Regions from separate parts of the Homo sapiens genome. Here region 2 is linked to region 1. Evidence: chromatin loops called from intact Hi-C (ENCODE). Cell type or tissue: CD4-positive, alpha-beta T cell. All regions are shown on one strand.

The links. A loop is a pair of places that touch in the nucleus more often than their neighbours do. Peaks named below come from ENCODE experiments on the same cell type or tissue, not always from the same donor. Only the 100,000 strongest peaks of a DNase experiment are listed, where the experiment ranks them.
Region 2: it touches region 1 in a loop (11-fold over the local background); 3 of 110 quality-filtered maps call a loop at or near these places.

The regions. Positions count from the first base shown.
Region 1 is chr5:108,915,506-108,923,505 of GRCh38, reverse strand. The region is part of intron 10 of FER (FER tyrosine kinase); the gene reads right to left. Among named protein-coding and RNA genes, the nearest start is that of FER, 170 kb to the right of the region's middle. In CD4-positive, alpha-beta T cell, CTCF peaks have their summits at 3,170 and 3,371 (motif pointing left); no DNase peak of the experiment used is centred here.
Region 2 is chr5:110,621,130-110,629,129 of GRCh38, reverse strand. It overlaps TMEM232 (transmembrane protein 232), which reads left to right. Exons shown (of 14, transcript NM_001039763.4): 6 at 1,250-1,349; 7 at 3,697-3,863. Among named protein-coding and RNA genes, the nearest start is that of TMEM232, 100 kb to the left of the region's middle. In CD4-positive, alpha-beta T cell, a CTCF peak has its summit at 3,527 (motif pointing right); no DNase peak of the experiment used is centred here.

The DNA of each region.
Region 1 (8,000 bases):
TCAAGAAACTTTATGAAACCAAATAAGAAAAATAGAAAAGAGCAAGAGAGTCAAAAGTCTTACTCCGTAAAACTTCCCTGGGTCACAATTCTGACATAAACATCTCCTTCTTTAAAGTCTTTGGCTCCCTTTATAATTAGATGCAATCAAAAAAAAATTTTTTAATTTTCTTGCCTTTTTGCATAATTTCCTCTAGTTTTCTTTTTTGGATACTCACTTTTTAAATTTTATTGTCCGCAACAACCATTCTTTATATCACGTCCATCAAAATAAATCTCATTTTGTACACTGAGAATAATTTTATAAAATTTTATATTTAATAAACAATAAAAGACAATATAGGGTAAAGAATTTCTTAGGAGAAAGCATTTTCTCGGCATTTTAGATGGATTATCTCATTTAACTCCCCACATTAACCCTATGAAATAGTTTCTGTTACAAACCCTAGTTTACAGATGAGAAAACTGAGGTACAGAAAGTTTAACTTGCCCAAAGTTATATAGCCAAAAAATAGCTGATGCCACATATTCAAATCCAAGGACTGTGGATCCAGAAACTATGCAACTTTGTTCCAGAAACTATGCAATTAACTACTATACTGTTTCTTAGATTAAGTCACTGCTCTATTTCACCAAAGGTATTCTTTTGCCAAAAAAGAGTCTCCAAAGATACATTAACAATTTATTAATTTTGTTTTTCTACTTAAGTGTTGATATATTCAGTAAACAATGCGTATAGTTTCCCAGTATTCACTCCCTGCACTCATTTTTCCCTAACTGTAACCATAATTTGAATTTTATACCAGAATAAGTTTATATTTTCATTAAAATAAAATTATATTTTCCTATATTTTATTCCCTGATTGGTTTCACTTATTTATTTTTTAAATATTCATTAAGCATTAATTAGGTGCCAGGCACTTACCCAGGCTCATAAAATCATAAAACATTAAATCTGGAAGCAATTTTCAACATTAAATGTGTTGAAATCAGTGCTTACAGTCAAAGAATATAAAATCTTAAGATGCTGGATTTGTTACTTGTTCTAGCACAGAGAGAAGCTAATTTTGGTGTTTCTTTGTTCATCATCTGTACTCACTGGTTTTGCTCTTCACAACTAGAAGACTTTAATGTCATCTAGATACCTCACTAGGAAGACCCTCCTCTTTCAGATCATTTATAAAGACAATAATCACAACAGATGTTGTACTAATTCCCTAGGGCTGCTGTAACACAGTACCAGAAATCGGGTGACTTCTAACAACAGAAACTTACTCTCCTACAGTTCTGGAGGCCAGAAGTCTGAAATCAAGGTGTTAGCCAAGGCCATGCTCCCTCCAAAATTTCTAGGGGATAACCCTTCCTTACTTCCTATAGCTTCTGGTAGCCCCAGGCATTCCTTTGCTTGTGATAGCATAATTCCAATATCTGCCTCTGTCTTCTCATGGCTGTCTTCCCTGTATGTCAGCCTCTCTTCTCTTCTTATAAGGGCACCAGTCACACTGGATTAGAGCTCACCCTAACAACTTCATATTAACTAGTTTACAACTACAGACCCTATTTCCAAAGTAGGTCACATACACAGGTATTTAGTATTACAACTTAAAGATATCTTTTGGGGGCACATAATTCAAACCATAACAGATGTGATCATCAATTGCTGGGGCACTCTCTTTATACTTTTCTAGTCAAATAAACATCTATTCCTACTGTTTGATTTCTGATTTTAAACCTGTTGTTGGGCCATTCTAAAAGCCTATTTCCCATTTCAGCAGTGACTTAACATTTAGTAACCTTTGGTAAAAAACATTGTCAACGTCTTTTCTAAAATCGAAGTAGCTTATTTTATATACCCTATTACCTTCATAAAAAAAGACTCTAAGAATAATCGGTCAGGTATGATTTCTTCCACTGATATGTTCCCTATCCCCTAGGAGATTATTTTACATAAATATTTGATAACTCTACTTGTTGATACGAGTTCTAAGAGCTTGTTCAATATTCAAAAAATATTTACTTAGCCTCCCCTACATAGCAAGCACTGTACAAGGCAGAGGAAATAGTAGTAAACATAATGAAAGTGCCTACCTTCTGAGAGCTACAGTTTAAGGAACAAGCAGGGATTATAGAAGACAGATAATAAAAACATACACACATACATACATACATACCATAATCAAATGAGTTCATACATACCAAAGTACATATATTAGTATTTAATGCATGGAAATATTTAGAACTAACCTACCACAGAGTAAATTCTAACCAACAAAATAGTAATAATTGTAGTAATAGTAGAAATAGTAAAGATACTAAAGTAAGTGCTTTGCAAGAAAAGGAAAAAGGCAATAGGATAAATAATGATGACAGGGGTCTGATAGGGCCTATTACAGCTGAAGTAGTCAGAGATCTCTCAAAGAAGTATCATTTGACCTGAAATTATCAAAAGAAGGCAGTTGGTCATACGAAGATCTGGGGAATAAGTATTAAAAAGAGATGAAACATAAAGTCCCAGAGATAAGAAGACACTTAGTGTACCCAAAGGACAGTAAGACCTCAATGGCTGGAGTGTGATGGATGAGGACTGGTAGGAAATAATGAGGGGAAGTAGGCAGGGATGAGATTATGTAATTGAGTTCATGGTGAGGATTAGAATTTCATTCTGGTTATATAGGAATACCAATGGAGGGTCATAAGCAGGAGAAATATAAAATCTCATTTATACATTACGATAACTCAAGTTATTATACAGAAAATAAAATTTACAAAGGGCAAGGGAACAAACAGGTAAACTGGCTGAAGTAGTTCAGACCTTAATTTATGGTGAATTTACCAGGATGATCACAATGGAAATGTTATCAAGAGGTCAGATTTGGAATATATTTTGGAGGTAATATCAAGACAACTTGCTAACAGGATTTGGAAGAAAGTGAACACAAGGGTGATTCCCAAGATTTGGACTTAAGCAATTGACTGAAAATACCCTAAGAAGACTGTGGGAATGGCAGATTTGAGGGTTTTGACAAGTTAAATTTAAGATTATCAGTGTAATTACTTTATTGTATGAAGTGACCAAATTTGAAGACAATCTTTATAAATTAAGTTCACATTAAAAATGTCTTATTCATGCAAATGAACTGTCATACCTTATGTATGACACCAGATATAGCAAACAATTTAAAATAATTATAACAAAAGCATTCCTTCTACATATTCAAAAACCAAGTTGCAGGGTGATAACTTTTGGTAGGTAGGATTAAAAAAGAAGGCCTTCACATGTAAATTTTAAAACTATATGCATTTAATTTTATTTTTAAAACATAAGGTGATAAAATACCTCAATTTCAGAAATTTGTTTTTTCTGATACTGAGCTCCACCTGCTGGTAATTTCTTACCTTCAGGTATTACATAACTAAAAAGAACTAAAATATCTATAATAAGGGGACTGTAGTCTCTGAAATGAAAATACTAAAAACTCTACTTCTTTATAGCTACCATTTATTGAACTTAGCTATATACCAGGCACTGTACTAAACATTTTTGCAAGCATTATTTCACGTAACTTTTAAGACAATTCTATGAGGTTTCTATGACTTGCCACTTTTAACCAGTAAGGAATCTTATCTCAGAGAGGTTATGTGATTTTGCCTATGGTGATACATTAATAGCACAGAGGATTTGAACTAAAGTCCCTCTGATTACACATCTGTTGGCTTAGTAATCATGCAACACTGATTGTATAAAATAGAAACTTCATTGTCAAGAAGTTTCTATTTGAGTTTGAATCTGCCACACCGATTCTGATAAAGTTCCTTAATCTCTTCAAGCTTCAATGTTCTTGTCTGAAAGGCTGGAATAACTCCCTTGCAGGACTGTTTGCCAGTAGTAAATAAAGTATGTTATATATCTAGCATACTGTTTAGCACACAGTAAAGAGTAATTAAGGATTAGTTCTTTTAGTAAGTTTTGTTAAATGACACATTAAAATGACTTAAGATATGAGGCCTTATTGACAAATGTCAATGAATCAAATTAAGTATCTCTCAAAGAATCTTTTGGAAAATTTAAAATTTTCCATTTTAATAGCTACTAAATAAACTTGTTTAGAAAAACCCTCCCTCCAAAATAGGACATGTTTCATACAATAGCTAAATTTTCTGTACTCTTTACTCATCTCTAAAACCTATAGAAATACTGATCATCTATAAAGCCATAAAAAAAAATCTACAAAGTGAAATCAAGAATAACCAACTAGAATTACAAGATCCAACTCTGATTTAAAAAAAAAAAACAAGCAGAAATAGTAAGATATCAATGAGTAAAATGTAACATGAAAATTATAAGCAAAAGTTGAAGTTTAACATTGAAAATTACCCTTCAATCATCAGTAATATTTTTTAATCCTAAAAAGGGAAGTGATTTCAATAACTTGTGGGAGTTATAATTTCACAAATATAAACATTATTTTTAACACAGAAATTATCTAATTGTTTTAAAATACAGCTTCAAAATTTTTGAAACTCAGCTAATGAATTAACTAACAAATCCTACTAATTTTACAGATCTAGCCTCAAACAAGTATAGAATATCTGCAATCGAGAACTCTCCTCAGAATACAATTGAGAACTCCACACAGAATACAATTATCCATTGCATATCCAAACTTTAGCTGAGAGAAATGACACTAAGAAAGGATTGTTAAAAACACACCCAGTCCAAGGCGGGGCGCGGTGGCTCACGCCTGTAATCCCAGCACTTTGGGAGGCTGAGGCGGGCGGATCATGAGGTCAGGAGATCGAGACCATCCTGGCTAACACAGTGAAACCCCGTCTCTAGTAAAAATACAAAAAAATTAGCCAGGCGTGGTGGCGGGGGCCTGTAGTCCCAGCTACTCGGGAGGCTGAGGCAGGAGAATGGTGTGAACCCGGGAGGCGGAGCTTGCAGTGAGCAGAGATCGCACCACTGCACTCCAGCCTGGGCAACAGAGCGAGACTCCATCTCAAAAAAAAAAAAAAGAAAAAACACACACCCAGTCCACTACCCATTATTCTAAGTCTAGATTATATTATTGGATAAAATCAATTTAGAGACAGCTGCATTCTTAGGCCCACATAGAATGATTTTGATGTCATGGCCTCCACTTTCACTGATGGATTCTAGATTCTGCAAGAGATGGTCTTATGAGTCTCCTTCCTACATTAGCTTTAGTGATATTGTCAAGGGCACCGCCACTAAGAACGTCAGAATGAAAGCCTCCAGTAAGAAATTCTATCAGGGCTCAATACAATGAAAAGCTTTGCTTCCCCTGCAATGTGACATGCTTTCTTTTATTTAAGAGTGTTATATGACTTTATCTCCCTTTTCATTTTGGCCTTTGGAAAGCTTAGAGACAAAATAGTAGCTCTAGGGTAGTAACTATACATACATCCTATGAACTATAGTCTTGATATCCTGTTACAACTTACATTGTTCCTGGTTCTCATTTTATTTTATATTTATATTTTCCTGAATGTTGTTGTCATTAGCTACCTCAAATACTCTGGGGAGTAAGGCAGGAAATAAATAAATGAGTAAATGAACACAAGCATGTAAATCTTTTATAAAAAGCCCTGCAATGTGAGGTTTACTTATTCAGGGAGCACAGTCTTATCTCTGAACAATTTAAAACAAAAGCCTGATTACCAAGAGTTGGTGACATCATGCTCCTTGGCATCTTCAGACTCCCAGACATGGTCATTCTACTGAGCTACCTTTCTTAGAGGTGATAAAGCTGAAGCTTAAAGTATCACCTTTTTCATACTTCCTGTTAATCATTTGTTTGACTCTAAGGAAAATTAGAAGCAAACAAGAAGCTTCCCTTGTGTTCTTTGGTTTTTAGTTATAATCCCAAGTCACATCATACACCTACTCAGCAAGAAATCAAAGCTGTCTCTGACTTTGGGAAATGGGAAAGAGGCAACATCCCCCAAAATCACCCAAGAAAACAATAAGGAAGAGCAAACAAAAATTAAATTATTTCTACTTAAACTGACTTATCTGAAAAAAAGTTAAATTAGACTTTCATATTCCTGTGGAGAACAAAAGACCAGTGTTTCATTGGTCTAGTGTGACTAGTCCATGCTTGTTTTACTCCCCATATACCAAATTATCTTAAGTGTTTACAATAATTACTCCATCACCTTAAAAGCATGGCCTATCTTAAAAATAGAAACAATTATGATTTAATTCCTCAGCACAATTTTAAAATTATAATGAGCAACCACTAAGTTAAAATGAGGCCTCTAAATGCTAGAAAGCACATAGGTATTAATTTCTGTTGAGTTAAATAGCTAGCAAAAAAGTCAAAATCAACGTATCTACATATCATCTTTGTATCATAGTTCTCTGGAATAGAAGAAAGCCTCGTGGATTGTCATTATTATTTTATAAAGACTGGCAATGAAATTTTCTGATTAAATACATGTTTAATACACAAAGACAATTATATGAATGAAAGATGATACAGAATACTGTATCACACTAGAAAATGCTAACTGATCAAAATATAGAATCCTATGTTCAATTAATTTGTATTAGATTTAATACAGGAATTAAATCCTGGAAAACATGATCAAATATAATATGAAATTGTTGGCAGTTATCCAAAAAGTCTATATGATTCTATTATACACAAAGGGAGAACAAAAACGAATCTCAGTAAGAGTTTTCATGATTATTTGAATTTCATCTTATGCCATCCAACCCATGAGCGAACATGATAGAGTTTTCTGGCAATTTTCTTTTATAATAACACACCTACACTGGGGCCTAATAAATAGCAAAGACTATGAATATTTTATAAGTAATAAAATTGGAAAAGGTTCACTATATCAAAAAATACAGCTATCTGTAATAATTATATAATACTGTGAACATAAGCTATATCTAAATACCCACAACATAATTAATAGATAATTGAAGTAACTATATATATAACGCAAGTCTATACTCATCCAGGCCCCTCCCGATCCAATGCTACAATTAATTACATTTCAGATTTCTGTTTGGCAGGGGGTCGGGGGGGTACCCAAATTATTAAGGTAAACATCTAAATTTCCCATTTCATTTTATCTTATTAAATACCTCCCAATAAAAACTTTGGGAATCAACAATTTGGAATGAATCAAGTAAGTACAGATAAACAAATTTTCTAAAAATTTTATACTAGGCTGTTGATGTAAAACTTGAATCAAGTATAATAATGAATTTTCCTAAGTATCTGAACCACAAATTGGATCCATATGTTAGATTTTATTAAACTATAAAGGAAGAGTTTTGACACCTTTAGGTAAGATTGGTTCAATAAATATTTTTATTTTAAATTCCAAATATTTTTAATTTGAGAATGCAAATATAATCAATGCCTTTTGTCTATGAATTCTTACCTTGTACAGCTCCAGTTTAAAAAAGAAACAGAGGAAAAGTTCACAAGTCAGTAGTCAATAAAAATGGAAACCTGGAGAGTAAAGCAGGAGAGAAGAGGGAAGTGGGTCATATCATAGTACCCTGTGTCAAGCAGGGGAGTATGGGAAAAGTGAAAGAAGAGGGAATGAAAAGCTTTTCTTACCTCAGACCCTCTTCTTCATCTCCTTTTTCCTACTCCCTTTTTGTTTGTCCTTTTATCTGCCTCTCATTCCTGTATTTTCTTTCTCTTCTGTTCTTTACCTTTCATCTTCCTCACCTTTCTTTACTGATCTTCTTCCTTCCCTCACCTGTTTCTTTTGCTACCTTTCTCCTGACACATATCTCCTTTTCCCTCTTTCTTAATTCTTCCTTAATGGCCTTAGCAACAAAAAACTGGGGGAGAGAAAAGAGTTCCCATCAAAATTAAATTTTAATTAGGACAGAGTAATTTATCCCCTTGCCAAAAAAAAAAAAGTCCTTTGTGGAATAAGAACAACGCTCAGGCTCCATAAAAACTGTGCCTTATTATAAAGAAACAAACAAGAGCCATTTAACTA
Region 2 (8,000 bases), 1.7 Mb before region 1:
AGTATTTCAGTATTCTTTTAAATATTTTTTTCACATTTAACTTCGGTCTCTTAGAGAAACACAGTACTACAACAAAGTTGTTGCCTTATAAACATGTTATTTTTACATACTTCATAAGTCTACAAATGGTGTATGTTTATACTTTATGAATACATTTATAAATATTAATGATGCATTCTCAAAATTTATTAGTAATGATAGAGGTTTGTAATAAAAAATATTTGGAAATCACTGCCATAGTAGAAAGCTCATGGCTTTTGGAGCAATACATACATTCCTGGGTTCAAATTCCAGTAATGTTACTTATTTACTTTATAGTCTTGGATGATGCACTGAGATTTCATTAGATTTATCTTTTTAATTTTATTTTATTTTTACATGTATATCATTACATGATACCCTGCATTGCTGTTAAGAGGATTTTGAGATACACACACACACACACACACACACACACACACACACACTGGATACTGACAGCTATTGCTGTTATTTGGGTCTTCTCCACAATTTAGAAACTTGTATTCCATTTCTATAGTTAATGTGTTTTTTATAATTTTCTGTAAAATGTTGCAGATTATATATTTTTTCAGACATTCCATTTTATGTAGTCTGTGTAAAACAAACTATATTTTTACTAATCTTACAGAAGTAAGATTTTGCATTGCTTATTTAATAATGACCCTGTGAGAGGTCTTTTTTCATGAGGGAATAGGGAGCTTAGCACAGCATGCTATGCAGAAGTAGGATAGTTCTCAACACTATCTAATGCAATGGTTCTCAAACTGTTTTGACAGAGATGCTTAGAAATAAATACCTTTTGCATTGCAATTCGGATAACATAATATACACTCATTTATATACTGAAACAAGGAATTGTACAGTAAAATATATTTTTTCTTCTCTTTTATTTTATTTAAAAATCTCCTCTCAATTGATTTCATGACTCACTTAAGGGGCATGACTTGAAATTTGAAAAACACTGTTCTAAAGGGCATAGAACAAAATAACATTTAGTGTTGGTCATTATATGTAGTGTAGAGATGATTTATAAAAGTTTTTTGGCTGAACTAGCATTTCAATCTTGATATAAATGTTTTAATGTTATTTAAAAACCACATAATATTGAGTGAGTTTAAAATTGTTTTCTCAAAAGAAAATGTAATAATATAATGGTTGATTTTTCTTATGGTTTTTAAACATTTATTGATGCAACACAAAAATGTATTTTTCTTTTCTCTTTTGACAGATTGGCTATTTGGTCTTCTTACGACTTTTTATATTTTTCCTGCATGGTCATCTAGAAAGTTTTAAACAACATTTACTTAGGCTTCAACCATATTTATACGGTAGAATATCTTTTATTTTTACACTTATAAATGTTTTATGTTATATTTTGATAAGCTCAGACTGTCACTATAAAGAACGTAAGCTGCATTTTATTTTTCATAAAAGATAATAGGTGCAGTGTTGAAGAGCACAGCTTCAGGGCCAGATTGCATTTGTTCAGCTCACTGCCCCTCCAACCCCCATACTTTTGTTATTTCTTTGTGGTGAGAACATTTAAAATCTGACTCTACTTTTTTTTCCGGCAATTTTGAAAAATGCAATACATTATTATTAACTATAGTTATCATGTTGTGAAATAGATCACTAGACCTTATTCCTTCTGTCTAACTGAATTTTTGCACTCTGATATCTCCCCCTTCCCCATCCGTTCTCACGACCTACTCCCTGTTCCAGATGCTGGTAATCCTCATTCTGTATTCTGCTTTTTCACTTTGCCACTTAAGTTTATGAGCTTTTTTGTGACTCAGTTTTCTTATTTGTAATAGTATCTACCTCCCTGAATTTCAGGAAAGTTAAATTCATATTTTAGTAAGGTTCTGGACTTGGTGATCCACTGAATCTAAGCTATATGTAAAGAAGAGTGAGAAATTCAAGCGGGAGCTGAAGTTTTGCATGTTGAGTAATAGAATTAAGATAATGATGTTCTGAACTAGGAAAAATTTGGAGAAATATTGGGCATATTGAATTTGAAGGTCACTCAGGTATATATACCCAGCAAGCAGTTGAAAACAGGTTTGGAACTAGGGAAATAAGTGAAGCCTGCCTGGGATATAGAATTGACAGTCATCCATGTTAATGTGGCCGAGGGCGAGGGGCAGGGAGAAACTAATTCCAGGAATGAAATCTTGGGGAACATACATTTAATGGATTATTGGTGTAACAGGGCCCAGGAAAAGGGAAATAAGGGAGGTAAGAGGAAGTGATTATGTTTAAGGAGAGAAATTCAAGATCAACATTGTCATAGAAGTATTAAATAGTAGAAGGTCTGAAAAATGATGAGTTTCTACAATCAGAAAATCACTGCTGATCTTGGGAGCATACCCAGTGGAGAGGTGGAAGCGGAATTCAGATTGGAGGTAAACAAACAGCGAGGGAAAATTTAAGCATAAGGCAAAAATTGTGAACTATTTCAAAAAAAGCTTAGCTATAAATATTTATGCTGATATGTAAATATGTCAATAGTTTATTTAGATGGATAAAATAAAGTCAAAATATTAATATGTTGTAGGATAAGGGAAGGAGAGGCTCAAGATAAAGAAAGGGAATTATATTTGATGAAAAAAGTCATGGAGGTGGGAACAGAAGGTAATAGCAGAAGTGTTATGGAGACTAATCAATTAGTACCATTAGCATAAGTCCTAATCAGATGTGGCCGTAGACTGATAGAATAGGAATTCTTGTCTAACATTTCACTTGTTTTTATATCTTCATTAAATTATAGAACTACTTCTTAACTCCTCACAGTGTTCAGCATAGTGACTTACCAAATATTCAGATGATTATGGCAGATCAACTTTGAAAAATTATTTGAGTAAAAAGCTCAAGTTCTCATATTAGATTGTTATTGAGGATATACCCTCCTCAAAAAAAAAATCTTTCTTTCACATACAAGAATAAAATCCCCAAATTGTGCCCTCTTACCAAATATAATAGAGCCTTAGGTTGCAGCTCTACCTTTAACAATAGGCTGTTTTCTACCTGAAGCTATCAGCGGCTGCTACCTCTCCACATAGCTGTCCAGTAGAATGGTCATTATTAATTTTTCCATTATGTGGATGGACTAAAACCCAAAGTTTGTCTAAAAGTTTATACAAAGAGCAGCACTGAGATGATTCTGTTAAATATAATGTGGTGTTATGTTAAATTATCTTATTGTTGTAAATAATAACATCTTGTTTTTATTATTTACAACATATTGTTGTAAATAATAACATCTTGAGAAGGAATAAAACTGGAGAATGTTTGTCTAGAATCAATGACATTGATTTCTTTGTAGAATTACAATGTCAAAGTATCCATTATGAATACAGCATCTATTATAGCTTGATTTATTTTCATCTGGAAGTTTCCAAGCATTGTTGAACAGTAACTATATTTAATTGGGCATTCAATGATTATGAAATTGCTGTCCTGAATTATATAAACTCTTACGTATAAATTATTTACCGTCTAGTATTCTATTATACCACCAGGGGGCATACATAACATTATAAATCTTAAATAGGAAACTAGCAGTTTCTGCATCTAAGTACTGAATTTAATTATAGTTTAATAGCTAAAAGACAAATGAAACACAGTGCAAAATATTAATAAATTATTTCTCACAGATGATTTTTCTTACAATAGCACTTTCTTTCTCTGGAGCATCATATCACAAGTATCCAAACATCTTTTCAAATGTGCAATTCATCCTGAAAGCCTCGGAAATTATAGGTAAAAGAGAACTCCGTTCTGAATCCATTTTTAGACCTGTGGAAGATAAGAAAAGATATGAGAACACAGATTCTGATATGGTGAGTAATCTGGTATGGTGGGTATATCCTGTTGCCTGATGCATCAGATATCATTACTATGATTAAGTAATGGTGCTTATCAATACAGTAGACATTGAGGAATGATGAGTTTAGCTGTGGAGGAGGGGTGAACAGCAAAGATACGAATTTCATGCAACCATATGCACAGTTCCTGGAGAGTAGTTAATAGGATGAGTAGGAGGTATCAATATATAACTCTACTACTTTAAATGGGGTAATGCCATAATACCTTCTTCTTTCCTCACATATTTTCCAAAAAAGACCAGTAAGCATTTCAAAAACTTCTTTTATTTTTTTGTTAAACTTATTTATTATTTTACAGTTTATAAATAGAAAATTTGTTTTTCTTAACAACTTCTAAAAAAGGAAAAATACGTTTAACATTATGCGAGTTGAAACACCTAAGGAAATTTGAGGAAGAGTCTGTTTTTAGATAATGTTATGTGTTACCTTATAATTTTCCCATGCTTCCTATAAGCCCTTTCTAAAATTGGCTATAAATTAAATATATAAGAAAAAAATTCCAACACATCTATTTGTAACCTTTCTGGGCCTAAGTGTTTTCTCTTTGGCAAATTACTAGTTCACCATTTATATAACAAGTGACATTTACTGAGTAAATTGAGCCTTCTGGTTATAATTACTAATGAGCACAAATTACCTCATGTGAGAAAGGGATCTGTTTTTAAGTATAAAAAATGTTTTAGCAGTAAATAGATAATGAAAGATATCGAGCAACAGAAAGAGCACTGATCATGAAGAGAACAGACATGCTTATGAACTGGTTCTGTGATCTACGAGAGGCCCACCAATCTCGCCAAACTTCCATTTGCATATCTTTAAAAAGTCGTCATTATTGTCATAGTCATCATCATCATCATCACCATCATCAGTCTGCCCTAACTCTTTTACAGGGTTGTTATAAAGATTGCAGAAAAAAAAACCAGCATGTGCTTTATAAAATTATTAAATGCCATGCAAACATGAATAATAATTACTGAAAATATATATTTAGGACCTCACTTTACCCTAAACAGTGACCTATAATATTTTCATCTAAGGATATAAGTATGTTGGCTTACTGTTGTGATTGGAATGTTCTTCCTTTAAACAAATAGGATTCCATGAAATCTTGGCAATGTGAATAGTCTGGTTGTGAGGTAGGCAACTGTCAATGTTGATTCTGATTCTCTTTAAGAATGAATCCATTTTGTCACTCTTGGTGCACACACACACAGCAAGCAAATGGAAGCTTACTGCTGTACAGCTCAGCCTGAATTAGAAGGGGCAAAAATGTCAATACATGAAAGGGACATATCAGCTTACAGTGGGACAAGTCACTAAATCTCTCTGTGCCTTTTTCCACTTTGTAGAACAAAGCTTAGATTCAATCTCTTCTAAATTCTATTTCAGCTTTATCTATGTGATCCTGTAAGGGGATTATAACAGAGTTTGACCTATCAGGTTTATTGACCTTCTTTTTCTCCTCCTCTTATCTCGTAATATAAAGACTATAAATATAGGATAGCATAGCCACAGTGCTGCTAAAATTACTGATTTGGCTAATCAGCACTCAGTCAGTGCTGGACTGCATATCTTAAAGTTCCCCAGTTTCAGCCCAGTTTCTCCAGTACAGCTAGCTTTTCCAGGTCAGTTGACTATTTACTCATTCAATACCCATCTCTCTCACCTGGGAAAGGAAAGAGGAAAAAAGACATAAAAGTGATAGAAATGGAAATAGATACATTTGCATCAATCTCATCTCCTTTCCTTATGATTGTTTTAGTATATTATAGCAGAGGATTTGTGAATTTATTCCTGTAGCCCTTATCATTTGATAAAGCTAAAAGGTCCATAGCACTATACTTTGGCCACTTGAAAGTATTTGATTTTTAGTGTTCCTATATGCATTGAAATAAAGGCATAATTACTTAATTTGTTGTCAAAGTGCTACCAAAATTGCATTGAAAGTTTTATAGGATATTACGATACATTAGGATACATGCCATATGAGCATGGGTTCCACTTAAGAATAGGAAATTTCCTTTCGTCTGCTGTTGGACCCCATTTCTCTTTTTAATGTCTTTTTAAGTGATCCAGACACAGGGTTTCCATTGACTTTGACAAATGGTACACTTAATTAGCTCTTTGGATAGCAGAGCCAGAACGCTGGATTGAGTTTTCCACTCTGTCCTTTGCTCACTAGCAAAGCTAAATTTTCTTTTTATTTATTTATTTATTTATTTATTTATTATTATACTTTAAGTTTTAGGGTACATGTGCACAATGTGCAGGTTAGTTACATATGTATACATGTGCCATGCTGGTGTGCTGCACCCACTAACTCGTCATCTAGCATTAGGTATATCTCCCAATGCTATCCCTCCCCCCTCCCCACACCCCACAACATTCCCCAGAGTGTGATGTTCCCCTTCCTGTGTCCATGTGTTCTCATTGTTCAACCATTGTGGAAGTCAGTGTGGCAATTCCTCAGGGATCTAGAACTAGAAATACCATTTGACCCAGCCATCCCATTACTGGGTATATACCCAAAGGACTGTAAATCATGCTGCTATAAAGACACATGCACACGTATGTTTATTGCGGCATTATTCACGATAGCAAAGACTTGGAACCAACCCAAATGTCCAACAATGATAGACTGGATTAAGAAAATGTGGCACATATACACCATGGAATACTATGCAGCCATAAAAAATGATGAGTTCATGTCCTTTGTAGGGACATGGATGAAATTGGAAATCATCATTCTCAGTAAACTATCGCAAGAACAAAAGCTAAATTTTCTAAGCACAGTTGTCACTTGGTAGTAATAATAGTTCTTTGGAGAAGGTAGATTTAAACCCTGCTACAATGCAGTGGACCTTTTATTAAATAGTTTCATCTGTTCTGAAGTACAAATAGTTCTCTGAAAACTAGCAAAGACAGAGTTTACATTCTAGTATGATTAGCAATCTCATTCTGTAATACTTTTTGATAAGCCAAAGGCATTACCTAAGTTTGGGACATTTTGTGCTGTCCTGTAATTGTAAATGGTTACTAGGAATTATTAGAATGAGACATAAACTCCTTAAAATTAGGAGCATTATCCTATGATTCACGTCAAATTATCCAGGTAACACTTTGTATTGGGAGATCCTTTCATGGCAATGTCAATCATCCCCCAAAATGACTGAAAACTACATGAAACCCAGAAAGCTGTCCCTGAGCAGCCAAAATAGAGCCCATGCTTCAAAGCTCATTTCTATTATAAAAGAGAGCCTAGTCAGACACTCATAATTTATGTACTTAAATTTGCATAAAATCTAAACTGGTGTTGTTATCTGAATTTTCAGCCAACTGTAGATTAACAACACTTTTGTAGGTGGGCTTCTCAAAGTAGGCATTGTTCCAGCTACAAATGATAGCCCAAAGCTGGACAGCAAGGGAGGGAGACGAAAGAACTGTGGGAAGTGGTTATAAAAGCCAAAAAAGAAAGGAAGGAAGGGAAGTAAGGAGGGAGAGAACAAAGAGAGGGAGGGAAGGAGAGAAAGAAGGAAGAAAGGGAGGGGAAAAAAGTTCTCTGGGTGTCATTTAAGGCAGTGCTCAGTGCTTTTCAAACTATCTGTGGTAAAAGATCTCTCCTAATTTATTTTTAAATTTCCAAACCATTACAGATGGATAATTTTGTAAAATATAATAATAATGACGACAAATTACTGAAAACTAAAATAGAAAAGACCAAAAAACACAAGCTTTAATTTTTAATAGACTGAATATATATAATTATTTTTCAAATTGTTATGAAAGTGTCTAAATACGTATTTTTCATTTTTTGTGCTCTAATTAACAGTTTGCAAATGGCAGTTATCTGCCAACCACACCTTGAGCAGGACTGATTTAGGGTAAAGGCACAGAACTCAAGAGTAAGCAACATTGCTCACTCTTGGTCTTCTGCACTGATGATATATGTGATGATTGTATTAAATCACATAGTCATCATCATTACATTAATTCATTGAAGTTTGATAAATTTATTTTTTATTTTTTGAAAAAATGTTTCTTGCTGAAGATTGCTTGATGGGCCGGGCATGGTGGCTCATGCCTGTAATCCCA